Regions from separate parts of the Homo sapiens genome. Here region 1 is linked to region 2. A link is a loop called in an ENCODE intact Hi-C map of the cell type or tissue named here. Cell type or tissue: Calu3. All regions are shown on one strand. Each heading gives the region's core, and the rest is flanking DNA. Links, peaks and the distances in the headings are about the cores only.

What was found. Hi-C counts contacts between places; a loop is a spot of excess contacts. Peaks named below come from ENCODE experiments on the same cell type or tissue, not always from the same donor. Only the 100,000 strongest peaks of a DNase experiment are listed, where the experiment ranks them.
Region 1: a loop joins it to region 2, with 18 times the contacts of the local background. A loop is called at or near these places in 8 of 110 quality-filtered maps.

Annotation. Positions count from the first base shown.
Region 1 is chr1:166,129,294-166,137,636 of GRCh38, forward strand. The region is part of intron 1 of FAM78B (family with sequence similarity 78 member B); the gene reads right to left. Among named protein-coding and RNA genes, the nearest start is that of MIR921, 21 kb to the right of the region's middle. In Calu3, for the core only: a CTCF peak has its summit at 4,132 (motif pointing right); no DNase peak of the experiment used is centred there.
Region 2 is chr1:166,430,520-166,438,862 of GRCh38, forward strand. No RefSeq gene overlaps it. Among named protein-coding and RNA genes, the nearest start is that of LINC01675, 55 kb to the right of the region's middle. In Calu3, for the core only: no CTCF peak of the experiment used is centred there; a DNase peak (open chromatin) is centred at 3,342.

The sequences.
Region 1 (8,343 bases), core at 267-8,266, 300 kb before region 2:
AATCCAAAGTCTGATTCTTTCTGCTTATAAAAAGTGCTTTGCACAGGAACCAAAGCCCCAGGCTGAGTTGCTTTTCTTTTCTTTTTTTCTTACTGTTATTTGTTGAGGGCCATATAAATAGTCCTTAAACGATAAATGGATTCAAGAAGCCCATCTCTGCAATGAACAAAGCATCAAGCAAACACTCATGTGCCTTTTCTCCCAGGAAGTGTGTGAGACCTTTTCAGGCATGGATGTGGATGAATTTAGGAAACCCTCAATTTTAATGTTTTACCTTGGCCCTTCTCCAGTGCTCGAACTTCCTGATTCCTGGTTCCTCCTCTTGTCTTCTCCTGTTCTATTCTGGGAAACCCTTTTCTCTGAGCTCCAGAGTCAAAATTGTAGTCCTCTCGTCCTCTTCCCTTTCTTCACCTTCACAGACCCTGCTGCTTCTTCTCCTGCACTTTCTCTTCCATTAACCTCATCCTCCCTTCTCCTACCACAATCACTCTATTCAGGTCCCCAAGCCACCTTGTGCTGGCCTCTCCTTACTCTAATCCATTGCCACATGACCCTCTTCAACACAGCTATGGCCATGCCATGTCACTGCTAAATTAGGGACAATGAACACATTTGGCATTCCAAGCCTCCGTAGACTGATCACAAGGTCTTATCTCTTGCTACCTTCTCATCTAATCCTATGTGCTTTCTACCCTGGGTCACTGCTCCCTCTGATTCAAGCCCCTTCAGGCTATACCAGCCTATCTCTGTCTACTGAAACCCAAACATCACCTCCTCTGTGAAGTGCTTCCTCTCTGACACCTGAGCATGCCTTTCTGGTCTTAGTCATTTCTGTGCTTAAATATTCCTCCCATGAGAATGTGTCATCCATGAAAACAGGCACTGCTACTCACCTCTGTGGCTCTTCACACACAGTAAATATCAAGCCCATTAGAAAAGGACAAACTTACCTGAATCGCATGATGTGAAAGCATGGACGTAACAAGTCACTTGCTGGACCACATAGGGATGTGGATAGAATATGCTGTTTCTTCTTTCTGCTTCTACGTAAGTATAGACAATCAGAGAAGACTGGAATGCCAGAGAAGGAGGAAGACAACCATGATGTCTTATATTTTCACACAGTTATTTAATGTATCCTGCTAATCCTATGAGTTAATGCAGTGGTTCTCAACTGGGGACAATTCTGCCCTTCAGAGGACACCTGGCTATGTCTGGGAACACTTTTGGTTGTCACAGCTGGAAGGTACTACTGGCATTTAGTGGGTAGAGGCTAGGTATGCTGCTAACATCCTACAATACAGAGGACAGCCCTCTGCTGCCACTCCAACAAAGAACTAACCAGGCCAAAATGTCAATAGTACTGCTATTGAGAAACCCTGAATACTTATTAATTAAAATAAGTATTATTAATCAAGTTGAAAAAACTGACAAACAAGTGAGGTGGATTGCCCAAGATAGAACAACTATTTAAGTGGGAGATACAGGCCTAAGCCCCGGTTCCCTGACTCCCAGACCTGTGCTCTTTCTCCTGCATTGTGTGTACATCTGCACAGCCAGACACTGTGGCAGAACTCAGAAGAAACAGAACCAACAAAGAATGCTGTCATTACTAAGCTTGGCCGATGTCACAAGGCTGCGGGCCCAGGAGGTAGAATAACTTGGTGTATCTGCATCTCCCCAGGTGCTTTTTTTTTTTTTTTTTTTTTTTGATACAAGAGTCTTGTTCAACATGTTGCCCAGGCTAGAGTGCAGTGGTGCAATCTTGGCTCACTGCAACCTCCACTTCCCAGGTTTAAGCAATTCTCCTGCCTCAGCCTCCTGAGTAGCTGGGACTACAGATGCGTGCCACCACACCCGGCTAATTTTTGTATTTTTAGTAGAGATGGGGTTTCGCCATGTTGGCCAGGCTGGTCTGGAACTCCTGACCCCAAGTGATCTGCCCGCCTCAGCCTCCCAAAGCACTGGGATTACAGGAGTGAGCCACAAGAGTGAGCCACAGTGCCCAGCCCCCTAGGTGCTTTTTAATAGTGTCTCCAAATTATGTAAGACAGTGAGAGGCAATGTCAGAAGCCCAGCAGGCAGCTAAGGCCCATCCCAGTACACCAGGCAAAACTGCTCCAGAGTTAAAGCAACTCCACTGTTCCACGTTACAGAGGGGGTTAAAGGAGAGCAAACTACCTCACAGTAGTGGGCAGCTGAACCCTCCAACAGACAGTGACTTTACTGAGACCAAGCAACAGCAACGTTAGTTTTCCTGGTACGTGTGTCTGTGAGAAGACCTATCTTAGGGGGCTCTGCTGGGTAGAACTGGGCTGCATGAAGAATAAAATTTGACTGATTTGGGCTCAATATGAAGAAGACTGGGGAGAACTATCTAAAAGGGCACAAAGTTCCATGTCATTGGGGTTCAGGACACTGAGTGTCCCTTAGAAGAAAATAGTAAACATATTTTTACTATGTTTTATGAAAAAAAGTAAGGTTACGTGGCTATGCACTAGTTGGAGGTCCTGAACTGAAGACCCCAGCGGCAGGGCTGTCTAGGGGTGGGAGATGGAACCTGAAAAAATCCTGCCCTCACATGGCAGAAAATAGTCAGCTGGGGGCAGAAGACCCAGGTCTTAAATTGCAGTGACAGTGGTGTACATGCATTGCTCTCCCTCTGATGAAAGCTGTTGACTTCAGTTGAGAGAGACTTCTGCTGCAATCTGAGGCTGAATGTCAGGAAGGCCATATAAAAGGCAAGGCCTAAGCACAATTTTCTCCAATTTTAAAAACTTGTCAGCAGATACCTCTACAGTAAGAGCAACAGGCTATGAAGACTGGAAACATATTAGCTGTCATCATAAAATAAAGTAAATATGACATGTTTAGTGATGTCCTATCATTACTATTGTGTAACACCAGAATTAAGCAGTTCACATAATAGCTGAAAGGATATGTTTTGGTTTTTCTGTCCTCTCTTTGCTACCCAGAAGAGTGGTTCCAAATCTCCCCTCTCCCCTAACCCTCGCGGTGTGAAGAACATGACACACTGGACTTGACTAGCAAAATCTAGCTTGCGATTTAACGGTGTGATCCTGGGAAAGTCATGTAATTTTTATTTTGCAGTTTCCTTATCTGCAAAATGGGGATAATATTACTGCTTACCTTTATTGGGTAATTGTTGAGGATTAAGTGAGATGTTTGTGAAGTGCAAAAAAACCCAGGTGTGTGCAAAGTAAGTGGCTTGTGAATGTCAACCATTATGACAAAGGGCTTTACCATATGCCATCTCCCTTCTTGTACAGCAGTGGGAGATTCCCTCCATCCTCCCAATGAATGAATCTCCACCTAAGTATTGCTCTCTTTTGCCAAATCATTCCACCTAATTAGACAAAAATTTTCATGTTAGGATGAAGTCACCAAGTTCAAAAGCCACTTGCTTCTAGTTGTTTTCTGTGAGGAAACCACTACAAAGATAATACTACATCAGCTAAGTGTACCAGAAAGGCCAACTTTGTTATTTTATGCCCCATATTGTTAGATAAACAGTGACTTGAGTTACAGTACCAGCTTATGAGTGTGACAAAACTGCTTCATAGTATCTGCTGGTTTCTCAAGATGAACCATGATTAAAATGATAAGGGCAGTTTGTAGGGGTGTAACTGCCATATTTATGCCCTCTGGGATATGAGAACAATCTCTGGGGCTGATCTAAGGTTATCAGCAGCACTGAGACTTTGTTGAGGAATTGGAGCTTTCAACAACGAGGAAAGGTATGAGTTGTTCATTAAACTGGTAGGATCTTGGCAGGGCAAGGAGATTGCTGACTCTGAGAATAGCAGAGTGGCCCTGCTTTTCTCTTTGAGCACATTATTTCTGCTAGAGGTTAGACCCCAGTGTTTTTCTACTGGCTTCCTGGAGGAAGAATAAGGGCTGAGCTGTGCACAGCTGCATATCCTGACCTAGCAGCTTCATGGTAGTACCGGAAACTCCTCACAAGGTCCACTCTGGTCTTCCTCAAGAGCTGGTTATGGGAATTCTCAGGAGAAGAGAGGATACCTGTTATTGTGTAACTTTAGGTTTAGAGTTACATTTTCCTAAAGACAGATGTATGTTAGAGGTAGAATTTCTTAGACAAAACCAAACCTGCAATTTGCATATTCTGCCAGCAGGTGACAGCGATATGAAACAAAACACAAGATGTCTTTGCTTCATGTGGGGATCTTTCTGCAAATCCCACAAATGTGTAACTGTTAATTTCAATGATTTATTAAAATATTTGCAACTTTTAAATAATATTAATCTGTAAAGTTGAGCAATCTTAAAAAAAAAAAAGAACCGTAAATATAATGTGAAATAGTGAATCTGATTTTTGGTGGTTAGAAATGTATTCCAGTGCTAATCTTATGCCTAATTAATTAGAGCAGGTCTTTGCACACCTGTGGGCTTCAGGCTACGGCCTTTCTCAGGCCGTCTGCTTCAATTGCACTGGCTTCTCCTTCTCTGATGGCCACTCGCGAGGTGCTTACCATTATAATTGCCGTGTTTTGGAACTCCCATCTCCTTTCTCTAAACATTATTATTTATTGAGCCCTTACTTTATACGAGGAACTAAGTGAGATAACTTCATGCCACTTGTCTCATTTCATCCTCATCACCCCAAAGGTTACATGTACTTACCTCCATTTTACCAACGGGAGACTGAGAGTCAGTGAGTGACTGAGCCCAGACCTGCCTAACTCCCACCGTATGTTCTCCCCACTACCTCCCTCCTCAGGTTCAGAGAAAAGAAAGTTTGGGGGGTTTCCCCATGCTGTCAGGGGTTTTTCTGCACTGTCCCTACAACATTCAGTTTCTCCTGTCAGAAGGGAGAAATGCTCTACTTTATCCTTTTTGGAAAATAAGGCAAAGCAGTCCCCCATCCCACCCCCGACCCCACTATTCTTTTATTCTAGGGACTCCCTGAATGAGTGTGCATATAATATTTATTTACTGATCCACAGTATTTTGCTGCCAATGGGGCCTTGGAAGGCATTTAATCCAACTCCCTTTCTTTGCAGAAAAATGAAGCAGAAGTGCAGTGTTGCCCCTAGTCAAGCAACTAGCTAGTGGCAGAGGCAGGACTGCAGCTCAGGTTTCCCATCTTATGGTTGGGCTGAGTACCCCCTAGCTTTTCCAAATCATTTGAGAGAGTTCTGAAGAAGTGGCCATTTGAAAGACACCAGAACATTAAAGTAGTAATAATAATAATAATAATAATAATAAGTATAAGGTTAAACTGACCTAAAAAGACTGGAGCATAAATAGGTAAAAAGGTTAAACTGGCTTAAAAATTTTGACTGGAGCATATGAATTTAATAATACCTCAGTAGGTCAGACCAGCATTCATCCACCTAACATTCTGTTCCTGATTGTGGTGTCACAAGGCTCACCGGAGAATATGGGGGATCCATTCGTAACGATAACTTAAAACGATTAGAAAATGCTCTCTAATGTCCCTTTAATAACTCAATTTATATCTGTCATCCATGATGCTCTCTAAAGGTTCGTGTCTAGAATCTATTGATAATTTCAACACATACTGTTTCTAGGAGTAATGATTTTCACACATTTACTACCTACAGCGTAAAGTACTGCTTCCTTTTATTTGTCCTAAAACTATCAAGCTCTTTGGCTCTGCTCAGCAGGGCAGGATGAGAAGCCTTTAACATCTTTCACCTGAAGAATTATTTTTAAAGAAGCTAATTAAATGTACAATGAAAACAGGTATGTTACTATGCAAACACATTAATTAGGTCAATTGTGAGGTCCCTACACGTTCCCTGAAAAAGTTCAGTCCACCTACAGAGGTTAATTTTCCCCAGATGACTTCCAGCTAGAACTACTTCCATAGGAATTTTCTCTAAACAGCTGTATCAACACGGCTTATAACTGCCTCAGAAGAAAAAGTGAAAAAAAGCAAGACCAGTGGGCAGGAATGTATAAACTATAAAGTATAACAGCAATGACATCTTGAAAGCACATTCTTTTGTTTTCAAAGTCCAAAACTCTGAGAACAATTCCTCTTTGGACAAAGGGTACATTGGTAATGGTTAACCAACTCCAGCATCTAAAGCTAAAGCTGGGAGATGGCATAGCAGGAAGCATCATCCTGATGATGATTCACATCGCACTACCTGAATCCTTCCACATCAGGATTTACAATGAAAGCGTGTATCATGTATTGCTCCTTGTCTGTTTCACTAGCAATAAGTAACAAGATTCCATTGCTCTTCTACTCAGTCCAGTAGCATGAGACATGTTGGGTGAAGACATTCTCCTTAAAGATTCAAAGAAAGGACATAGATAGATAGCACTCTGAGTATTCTTTTGCAGGTGGGGAAAAGGAGAAAGAACCAAACTAGAGAGAATTCCAAATGGAGCTGTTTCCACCATGGTCTCAGGGTTCTGGACTACCTGCCCCAAACAACACAGGAGCAGCCATAGCACTTTTAACTCAACACCATGACTTTGTCAACTACGGAAGGGAGGTCTATGCCGAAAGAATTTTTCTTCCTCTGAATAGTCACATTCTGTGTGTGTTCTGCAAAGATGGTGCAAAAGTTAACAATCCAAGGTATTTTAGAATCAGTACAGACCAGACTTATTTTCCAGAAGTTGGTTTTTGACATATTAACAAGAGATCTAGTCTCCTAAGACCTAGAATATCCCCAGGGGTTCCTGCATTCTCAACATGAAGCAGAAGGAACATTGCAAGCCTCAATGCTAACTTTTTTCAAACAGTTCTTTTAAAGGGGACTTGTCACTCATGAGTATTCTAGGTGGGCTAAGTACAGTGTCTTAAACAAACCTGCCAGTAATTTGCTTGTCTGTGGGACCAGCTGGGAACTAGCAAAGGACACTGAGGATGTAACAGAACAAGACTGTATGAATTCTGATGCATGGAGGGTGTCAGAGATTTAATAAGAGTTCAATCTTTTAGCCATGCCTGAATTCACAGCATGGCTTTTTCCAAGAAGTGCCAAGTGCTTTAAAGATGACACACTAATCTTCACAGAGCCTGGGTGATGGAAAGCCTGAGCCTGCAGGGACAGGGTGTGAGGGTTGGGGAAGCTGACTTCTAGCTGTGTGCTGGCCCCCATGAGCGGATCAGTGACGTAGGTAACAGAGCAGCCATCTCCAGATGCCTTATCTCTCTGCCCTCACAGCTGCTGCTGTCTCTGCCAACTCTCATTCCAGTGTTATTATGAACCAGGACCCCTTCCTCTTCCCCTCTTTACAACAGCATAACTTTACCGATAAGTAATGGCAAAAAAATAAAGGCACCAAAGAGCAGATGAACAAGTAAATGGAAACAGGATGATCTACCAAAAAGAAAAAGCAATGAACTCCTGGAAGGCAACGTTATGAGATGAAAAAATCCACCTCTACCTGAGGCTCCAGGCTACCTTGCCCCTAACTGGGCCGGTGACTCTGATTTAGAGCAGTTGCAGCAACACAGCTTGCCTGGATGGTCAATAGTCTAGGCTCCTGCTCAGTTCCTGAGAGGGAAGAGGGTCTAGAAGATGCCTGATGGGGAGCTCAAGTTGCTGTGTGTTAGCATAATGCCTGGCACACAGTTGTCAAGCACTGACGTCTGCTAACTGAATGCACTCGTATGGCTCATAACTATCATGTGAGGTAGGTGTTATTACATTCTGTGAGGATACTAAGCTCCTAATGGAAAGAGAAGGGGCCTGAACCTAGATCTTATTTTAGTCCTTTACTTTTCCTACAGATCTATAGAAAAGGAGTGTTCCAGGATGACGTGATGTAGAGAGCATGAGGTTGGAAGGGAGGAGACCAGTTTTCTATGCCCAGAATGCTAGACTGGAAAAAAACTTGGAGAGCTAGTTGAGGAATGGCAAGCAATTTCCTTTTATGTGCTAACCCTGATTTTCAGCAGTGGTTGCTGGCTCCCAGGAGCCCTGTACTGAGGACTCTGGGCTGCATCTGGCTCAGCAGGACAGTGAGCTATGATCAATTAGCCATGTCTGCCACAGGCATGCAAAGGACTGAAAGGACTAAAGATGTCCACCATCCGCCATATTTTCTTTTTCTAGTCCAACCTATTTATTTTATAGATAATAAAATTAAGCATCAGAAAACAGATGTATTCTAAGTTACATAGCAGGACAGTAGCTGATATGTGAACCCAGGATTCTTGACTGTAAGTCCAGTACTTTTTTTTTTTTTAACTATGTTGGCTATCCTTGTCCTAATACTAGTTATACTATAGCTCCACAAGTATGGATAAATGTGCTCCCTGTGACTGAGTTTCCTCACCTGCAGATCAGAGGAAATAATTCCTATTTTATC
Region 2 (8,343 bases), core at 111-8,110:
TAATTCCTGCTTCTCGGGAGGCTGAGGCTGAAGAATCACTTGAACCTGGGAGGTGGAGGTTGCAGTGAATGGAGATCGTGTCATTGCACTCCAGCCTGGGCAACAAGAGTGAAACTCCATCTCAAATTTTTTTTTTGTTTTGTTCAGAACATTGTGTTGTCCAGTTCTTCCAAAATTCTTCCTTTTAAAGAACATTCCATGCTCATGGATAGGAAGAATCAATATCGTGAAAATGGCCATACTGCCAAAGGTAATTTATAGATTCAATGCCATCTCCATCAAGCTGCCAATGACTTTCTTCACAGAATTGGAAAAAAATACTATAAAGTTCATATGGAACCAAAAAAGAGCCCACATTGCCAAGACAACCCTAAGCCAAAAGAATGAAGCTGGAGGCATCATGTTACCTGACTTCAAACTACACTACAAGGCTGCAGTAACGAAAACAGCATGGTACTGGCACCAAAACAGAGATATAGACCAATGGAACAGAGCAGAGCCCTCAGAAATAATACCACATATCTACAACCATCTGATCTTTGACAAACATGACAAAAACAAGAAACAGGGAAAGGATTCCCTATTTAATAAATGGTGCTGGGAAAACTGGCTAGCCATATGTAGAAAGCTGAAACTGGATCCCTTCCTTACACCTTATAGAAAAATTAATTCAAGATGGATTAAAGACTTAAATGTTAGACCTAAAACCATAAAAACCCTAGAAGAAAACCTAGGCAATACCATTCAGGACATAGGCATGGGCAAGGACTTCATGACTAAAACACCAAAAGCAATGGCAACAAAAGCCAAAATTGACAAATGGGATCTAATTAAACTAAAGAGCTTCTGCACATCAAAAGAAATTACCATCAGGGTGAACAGGCAACCTACAGAATGGGAGAAAATTTTTACAATCTACCCATCTGACAAAGGGCTAATATCCAGAATCTACAAGAACTTAAACAAATTTACAAGAAAAAATCAAACAACCCCATCAACAAGTGGGCAAAGGATATGAACAGACATTTCTCAAAAGAAGACATTTATGCAGCCAACAGACACATGAAAAAATGCTCATCATCACTGGTGATCAGAGAAATGCAAATCAAAACCACAATGAGATACCATCTCACACCAGTTAGAATGGCAATCATTAAAAAGTCAGGAAACAACAGGTGCTGGAGAGGATGTGGAGAAATAGGAACACTTCTTCACTGTTTGTGGGACTGTAAACTAGTTCAACCATCATGGAAGACAGTGTGGCGATTCCTCAAGGATCTAGAACTAGAAATACCATTTGACCCAGCCATCCCATTACTGGGCATATACCCAAAGGATTATAAATCATGCAGCTATAAAGACACATGCACACGTATATTTATTGTGGCACTATTCACAATAGCAAAGACTTGGAACCAACCCAAATGTCCAACAATGATAGACTGGATTAAGAAAATGTGGCACATATACACCATGAAATACTATGCAGCCATAAAAAATGATGAGTTCATGTCCTTTGTAGGGACATGGATGAAGCTAGAAACCATCATTCTGAGCAAACTATCACAAGGACAGAAAACCAAGCACTGCATGTTCTCACTCATAGGTGGGAACTCAACAATAAGAACACTTGGACACAGGGTGGGGAACATCACACACCAAGGCCTGTTGTGGGGTGGGGGGAGGGGGAGGGATAGCATTAGGAGACATACCTAATGTAAGTGACGAGTTAACAGGTGCAGCACACCAACATGGCACATGTATACATATGTAACAAATCTGTACGTTGTGCACATGTACCCTAGAACTTAAAGTATAAAAAAAAAACAGGAAAAAAAATTCTTCCTTTTAAAAATATTACATGTACATTAGCTCAGAGTTTTGTGAAATTATTTAGTTCAAATGCAATGCCAAGTCATTGGACCTAGTTTGTCACGTTTCACTTGGGTACTTTCAGCATTATTTTGGAATAGGAGTTAAACAAATGTGGCCAACAGCTTGTTGGAATCCAAGAAAGATTTTATCAGTTGTGTTTAGAAGCATGGCAGTCAGAAGCCATTTATTGGCTGGGCACGGTGGCTTACATCTGTAATTCTAGTACTTTGGAAGGCTGAGGTGGGAGGATCCCTTGAGCCAAGGAGTTTGAGACCAGCCTGAGCACCATAGCGAAACCTCATCTTAAAAAAAAAAAATCCCCATTTGTTGAGGCTGGGCAGTCAGTAAATACTCCATAATATGGTCAAAAAGTCTAGAGTGCAAAAATATATATAGATAGATTAAAAAAAAATCTAGGGTGGAAGTAAAAAAGAGGAACTGGATTCATGGGACTGTTAAGAAAGAACTTTCTACTAGTAAGGGTACTGAACGTGGTAGTTGCCTAACCAGGGAAGCTGGAGGAAATTTATGTTTACTTCTGACAAGAAATGTGGCTATAGAGTGCCTGATACTTGTGTTGACATGTGAGTGAAGCAGAGTGTTGAAGGCCTTGTACCTGGACTCCTGGATTTGAATCCTGGTCCTGCCACTTACAAGCTACGTGATCTTGGGCAAATTTCTTAAGCGCTCTGCCTTAGTTTTCTCATCTATAACTTGAAGATAATGTTTTAGCATTGTTGACAGGATCTAATGTATATAAGGTGCTTACAACAGTGTATGGCATACAATAAATAGTATGCAAATAGGTAGCTATTACTACTGTTAAAATATATATTTTTTCAATCACAGTGGTGTTGCCTTTGAAAAACCTTCAGCAGTGGTATAGATCCTGATCTACTGAATGTTTTAGAATAGTCTCTCTGATAATGCAGGCATGTGTTCCAGCAGATGTCCTCATGCCCAGTCCAGCTGCAGAACTTTACTTATTTATTTATTTTTTATTTTTTGGTTATTTGAATTTCTTTTTTTTCTTTTTTTAAATTTATTATTATTATACTTTAAGTTTTAGGATACATGTGCACAACGTGCAGGTTTGTTACATATGTATACATGTGCCATGTTGGTGTGCTGCACCCATTAACTCGTCATTTAGCAGTTAGGTATATCTCCTAATGCTATCCCTCCCCCCTCCCCACACCCCACAACAGTCCCTGGTATGTGATGTTCCCTTTCCTGTGTCCATGTGTTCTCATTGTTCAATTCCCACCTATGAGTGAGAACATGTGGTGTTTGGTTTTTTGTCCTTGCGATAGTTTGCTGAGAATGATGGTTTCCAGCTTCATCCATGTCCCTACAAAGGACATGAACTCGTCATTTTTTAAGAACTTTAGAAATTTGGACGCTGCTTCTCTTTCCTGGGGCTTCAAGGTGAGACACACTCTTCCTAGATGGACTCAGTTACCCAGGACTTTGGCACCCTCTAGTGCATGATAAATGTTGATGCTTTCCAGTTCCCCCCAGCATCTTAGAAAATCAGAGCAACCCCGAGCAGCAAATCATCCCATTGTAGAGGGCTGCTGGGAAAACCCTGCACCCTTGTCCAGGATAGACCTTGTAGGATCAACTGGGAGATCTTGATGTACATTTAAGATCCTGACTCTGCATCAGCAGCAGCAACAGAAGCTAGCAAGAGGCTCCATGACTTTAATCAGCATTCACCGCCAAGTCCATTATCTGTGTTGCTGAAAATGTGGGAGAGACATTGTGGTCATGTGTCAGCCTGTGAAGGATATGCTGACAGCCACATCCCAGAAAAATGCTGCAATTAAACCAAGTCTGAATGCTGTTCAAGCAAAGATGTAAGTACATTTAAAGTGAGAAACATGAGTGAAGAGGCCTCTGTGGGAGTTTAGAAAGGAAGAGACCAAGAAGATTGATTCTCATTCAGGTCATCATAAAACATTACACGAAGGAGGGAACATGTCAAGAGTTTTTGCTATGACTGAAGAGAGAAGAATTGTTTGCCACAGAGTAGGTGGGACAGAGAAGGCAGAGCCTGAGGTGTGCGTGGACTGAGAGAGAATGAACTGTGCCTTGCATAGTGGTGAGTATCCTCACTCCTGAACACTGTTTCTACATCTTTCTTGTCAAAGGAAAAGTTGGGGTGGGTTAGGGAAAGAGTGAGGGCCCCTTTCCCTTTATTATAGTCTTAGGATTAAAGGATGAGAGAGACAGAATGGCCAACCCCAGGCACATGTGTCCTGAGCTGAGAAGGACTCCTGAGTAAGTGAGTGGGTTAGTAAGTCCCTTCTGGTCTGGACGTCTTCCCTGGGTCCTCTTTTCTGTGAATGCCAAATGCCATTTATCCACTGGGATGTGCTCCCTACCCTACATATACCATGACATAGGTACGATGTAGGGAAGTAAAGCAGTGAACAACTTTTACTTTATCTGGACACCTGGACTGAGGATGATCTTGCCAATAAATCTACCCTACTTTACTTCCATTTTGGCAACATTCACTAACACCACGAAAAACACCATTTTCTTCTGTGTGTGTGTGTGTGTGTGTGTGTGTATGGCAAGGAGGGGTGTTAAAACTTACTACATATCAATTCTAAGATCCAGGGGGGCTTTATTTACACTTTCCTATCTCTGAAATTGAGATACCTCTTACATATAATATGGTGCATCATAATTTAATTGGTGGCAATTTTTATTTTTTCATAATATATAAAGTAATAATAAAATTGGAATTCATCTTCCAAATTGTTGATATCTATCTTGATGATGATAACTGATGAAATCTGGTAGTATGAAGCATGTTACCTAAATCCCTTCCAGAAGTCTGCCTTGCCCAATAATACCCCAAATATTTCAAATGCAAAATTTATTCTTCTGAATTATTGCAACTCAGATCTAAGGCATAAATATTTGCAGTGGATGCCATGGTGATCTTCCCAGAATACCCCCACCTAGGACTGGAATTGTTGTTGGTCAATAGCTTTCAGATGAAGAGAACTGCCCCTCCCTCAAACCTCATCCCCATCTTGGGGTCAGGCCACATCCAATGATTGGTTTATGTGGAGATGTGAAGGCTTGCCTCCTTTCCCCATTTGGGATAACTATAGAAGGCCATCCAATTCCAGAGCTTCCGGTAGGATTGGCTGAGGCCTTTGTTACACTGATTTTTATTTCAACTTCTCCCTTTGCCAATTATGCTTCCTTTACTTTTCCTGCATACACAGCTCCATCCTAAAGCCTGCTTCTCGAGCAAGTTAACCTGAAGCAACTGGTACCAGGAGCATCCCAAGAAACTCTAATATGGGGTTTTGGAGCTTCATCACCTGCTGGTGGACCAGCAATAGGATGAAGGTCTGAGTCACTATACCATGTAAGCTTCTTCACTAGCAGAGGTACAAATAGTGAAGGGACTCTAGAATGGAGGTTAGGAGGCATGGAAGAGGGAGATAATATCAATTGTTGCCTGAAGCACAACTGCAATGGCAAGGACTGTAGTTTATGCCACTAACCTTCCCATCATATGTTCCTACCAGAAAAAGGCCCAACAAAATCCTGGAGGAGATTTTATCAGAACTTATTACATGGAGCAAGCAGATACAGACAGTACAAGGAATAGACTACAGTGGATGCCATATAGTCATATACGTACTTCTCAGCTCTTTCCTATAGGACTAAAGCATGCATTCTCCCAGCTGCTTGGAATGAGAGTGGCCAATAGTTTTCACCTGAGCTCCTCTTGAGGCCTTGCCCTCAGGTGGAGACAGAAGCCTCCTTGCCTCTAAAGGTCAGGCTGCCTGCAATGACTGCTCATTGCATGTAATCTCTGGAGGCCATATTTAGCTAGACTAAGTTCCTATTAAACAGGAGATATTGTGAATTTTTGACTTTAGTGTGAGGTGACAAAAAGAAAGTATATAGTAAAGGTCAAGAGTAGAAATTTAGAAATGGCTGCTTTACTTGTCTATGCCAGAGTTTCTTCATCTGAAAATGAGGTTGATAATAATGCTTTTATGTCATAGGAAGGTTGTAAGTTTTAACTTTGATATTATATAATATATATAATAATCTCTAGACATATAGTAGGCAATCCATTTATGGTTGGTATTATTATCAGCTATTCTTTCTTAATTCTAGGGCAAAGAATTACCTCCTTACTTCTACCAGCTGACCCAGGCAGAGTCCAATGTATTTCCCTGCAGAATAGATTGAGGTTTCTTAATCCTCTCATTAGTGAGGTTGCAGGAAAGTATTCTAAATGTATTTTTAAAATTCTAATTTTGTCAAAAGACTCCAGTAAGATAGTGAAAAGTCAGGCTACAGGGTGAGAGAAAATATTTACAATACTTGCACTTGACAAAGATCTCATATCACAATATATAAAAAACTCTTACACATTAATAATTAAAAACCCCAGTCAACTCAACAGAAAAGTGGGCAAAAGTCCTGAACCAAACATACCTGCTGGAAAGGCTAAAAGGGGAGTTGCCAAGTGTTGGGAGGATGCGGAGGAACTGGAACTCTCTATACTGCTGGTGTTAACACAAAATAGTATATTCATTTTGACCAGGTGCAGTGGCTCACGCCCGTAATCCCAATACTTTGGGAGGCTGAGGCAAGAAGATTGTTTGAGGCCAGGAGTCTGAAATCAGCCTAGGCAATATAAGCAGACCTAGCTCTACAAAAAAAAAAAAAAAAAATTAATAGCCAGGTGGTGCGTGCCTGTAGTCCCAGCTACTTGGGAGGATGAGGCAGGAGGATCACCAGAGTTCAGGAGTTCAAGGCTGCACTGAGCCATGATCACGCCACTGCAGCCTGGGTGACAGCAAGACCCTGTTTCAAAAAATATATATTTTGAAACAGTATATATAGCGTATTCATTTTGGAAATCTGGTGGATTCTACTTAAGCTGGGCGTGTGCATTCCCAAACACCCAGCAGTTCTACCCTTAGGAATATACCCAAAGAATTGCATACATATTTTCACCCAAAATATTTAAGAATAGCCATAGCAGCACTATGTATAATAGACAATGTAAAAAATGAAAATTGGCTAACTACCCATCGATGTTGGAATGAGTAAACACATTGTGGTATAATTACACAATAAATACTATACAGTAATGAGAATGAATAACCAATAACTACATAAAGGAATGAATCTCATAAACTTAATATTGAGAGAAAAAATAAGACAAAACATACATACTGTAGGATTTAATTTTTATAAAGGACATATCTGACAAAATTAATCTATGCTATTAGAAGTGCAATACTGGCAACCTTTGGGCAAAGTATTGACTTCTGTGTGCTAGTAATGTTCTACTTTTTGTTCTGGGTGTTGGTTACATGGATACGATTATTTTATAAAAATTCATTGAATTTTATACCTTTGTGTACTTTTATGCATATATTTAGGCTTTAATAAATAGTTAAAAATATATCACTTATACATACATAACTAGCAAACTATATTTCTTTGGCTTCTAGGAGGCTCATACCTTGCAGAAGCAAGGAGGAGCTGAATTATCTTAAGTATCATCATCATCATCACCATTGCCAAAGGAAGAGGCCAAAGAGGTTGGTGGGGGTGAAGGGAGAATCAGATAAAAGAAATAGAGAGTTGAAGGGAAGATTTTGAATTTGTGTTTGAACCCAGTGATTTGTTCACATTTGTTAGGCCCTCTCTAGCCCCTGGGGCACCAAGTCAAGACTTATTTTGGCTGATGTCATTGACATATGCAAATAGGCTAAAAACTTTTCCCCAGTTTCCCAAATGTGTTAACAAAGCTGAATTATGAGCAGCAATTTATTTTTATTGACATTTGAAGCTTGAGAGTGTGGATGATGTTGACAATGACAGCATGTTGATGAGGCAAATTATATACTAGGCTTGAATGTGAGTTGGGGAAGGGAGAAATACCTAGAGAAGGTGTCCCTTGGAGATGACTGCTACTGTGGTAGACCCTCTTTCCCTTTTTTACTGTCCCCTTTTTACCGTTTTTACTTGTCAGGAGCCTATGTCAGACATTCGTAGCTATTGTCCCACCAAGAACTGGCTACTACTATTTTTCCTCCCTATCTGAAGATTTCTGCTTTCTCTAACTCCAGTTTCTTTTTTGTTTAAATAATTTCTTTTTAATTTCTGTGGGTACATAGTAGGTAGTAGGTATATATAGTAGGAACATAATAAGTACCCATTAACCATCCCCACTTCCTCCCAATTCCCTACTATCTTTCCCAGCCTCTGGTAACCATCCTTCTACTCTCTATCTCTATGAGTTCAATTGTTTTAATTTTTAGCTCTCACAAATAAGTGAGAACATGCAAAGTTTGCCTTTCTGTGCCTGACTTATTTCACTTAACATAATAACCTCCAGTTCCACCCATGTTGTTGCAAATGACAGAATCTCACTGTTTTTTATGGCTGAAGAGTACTCAACTATGT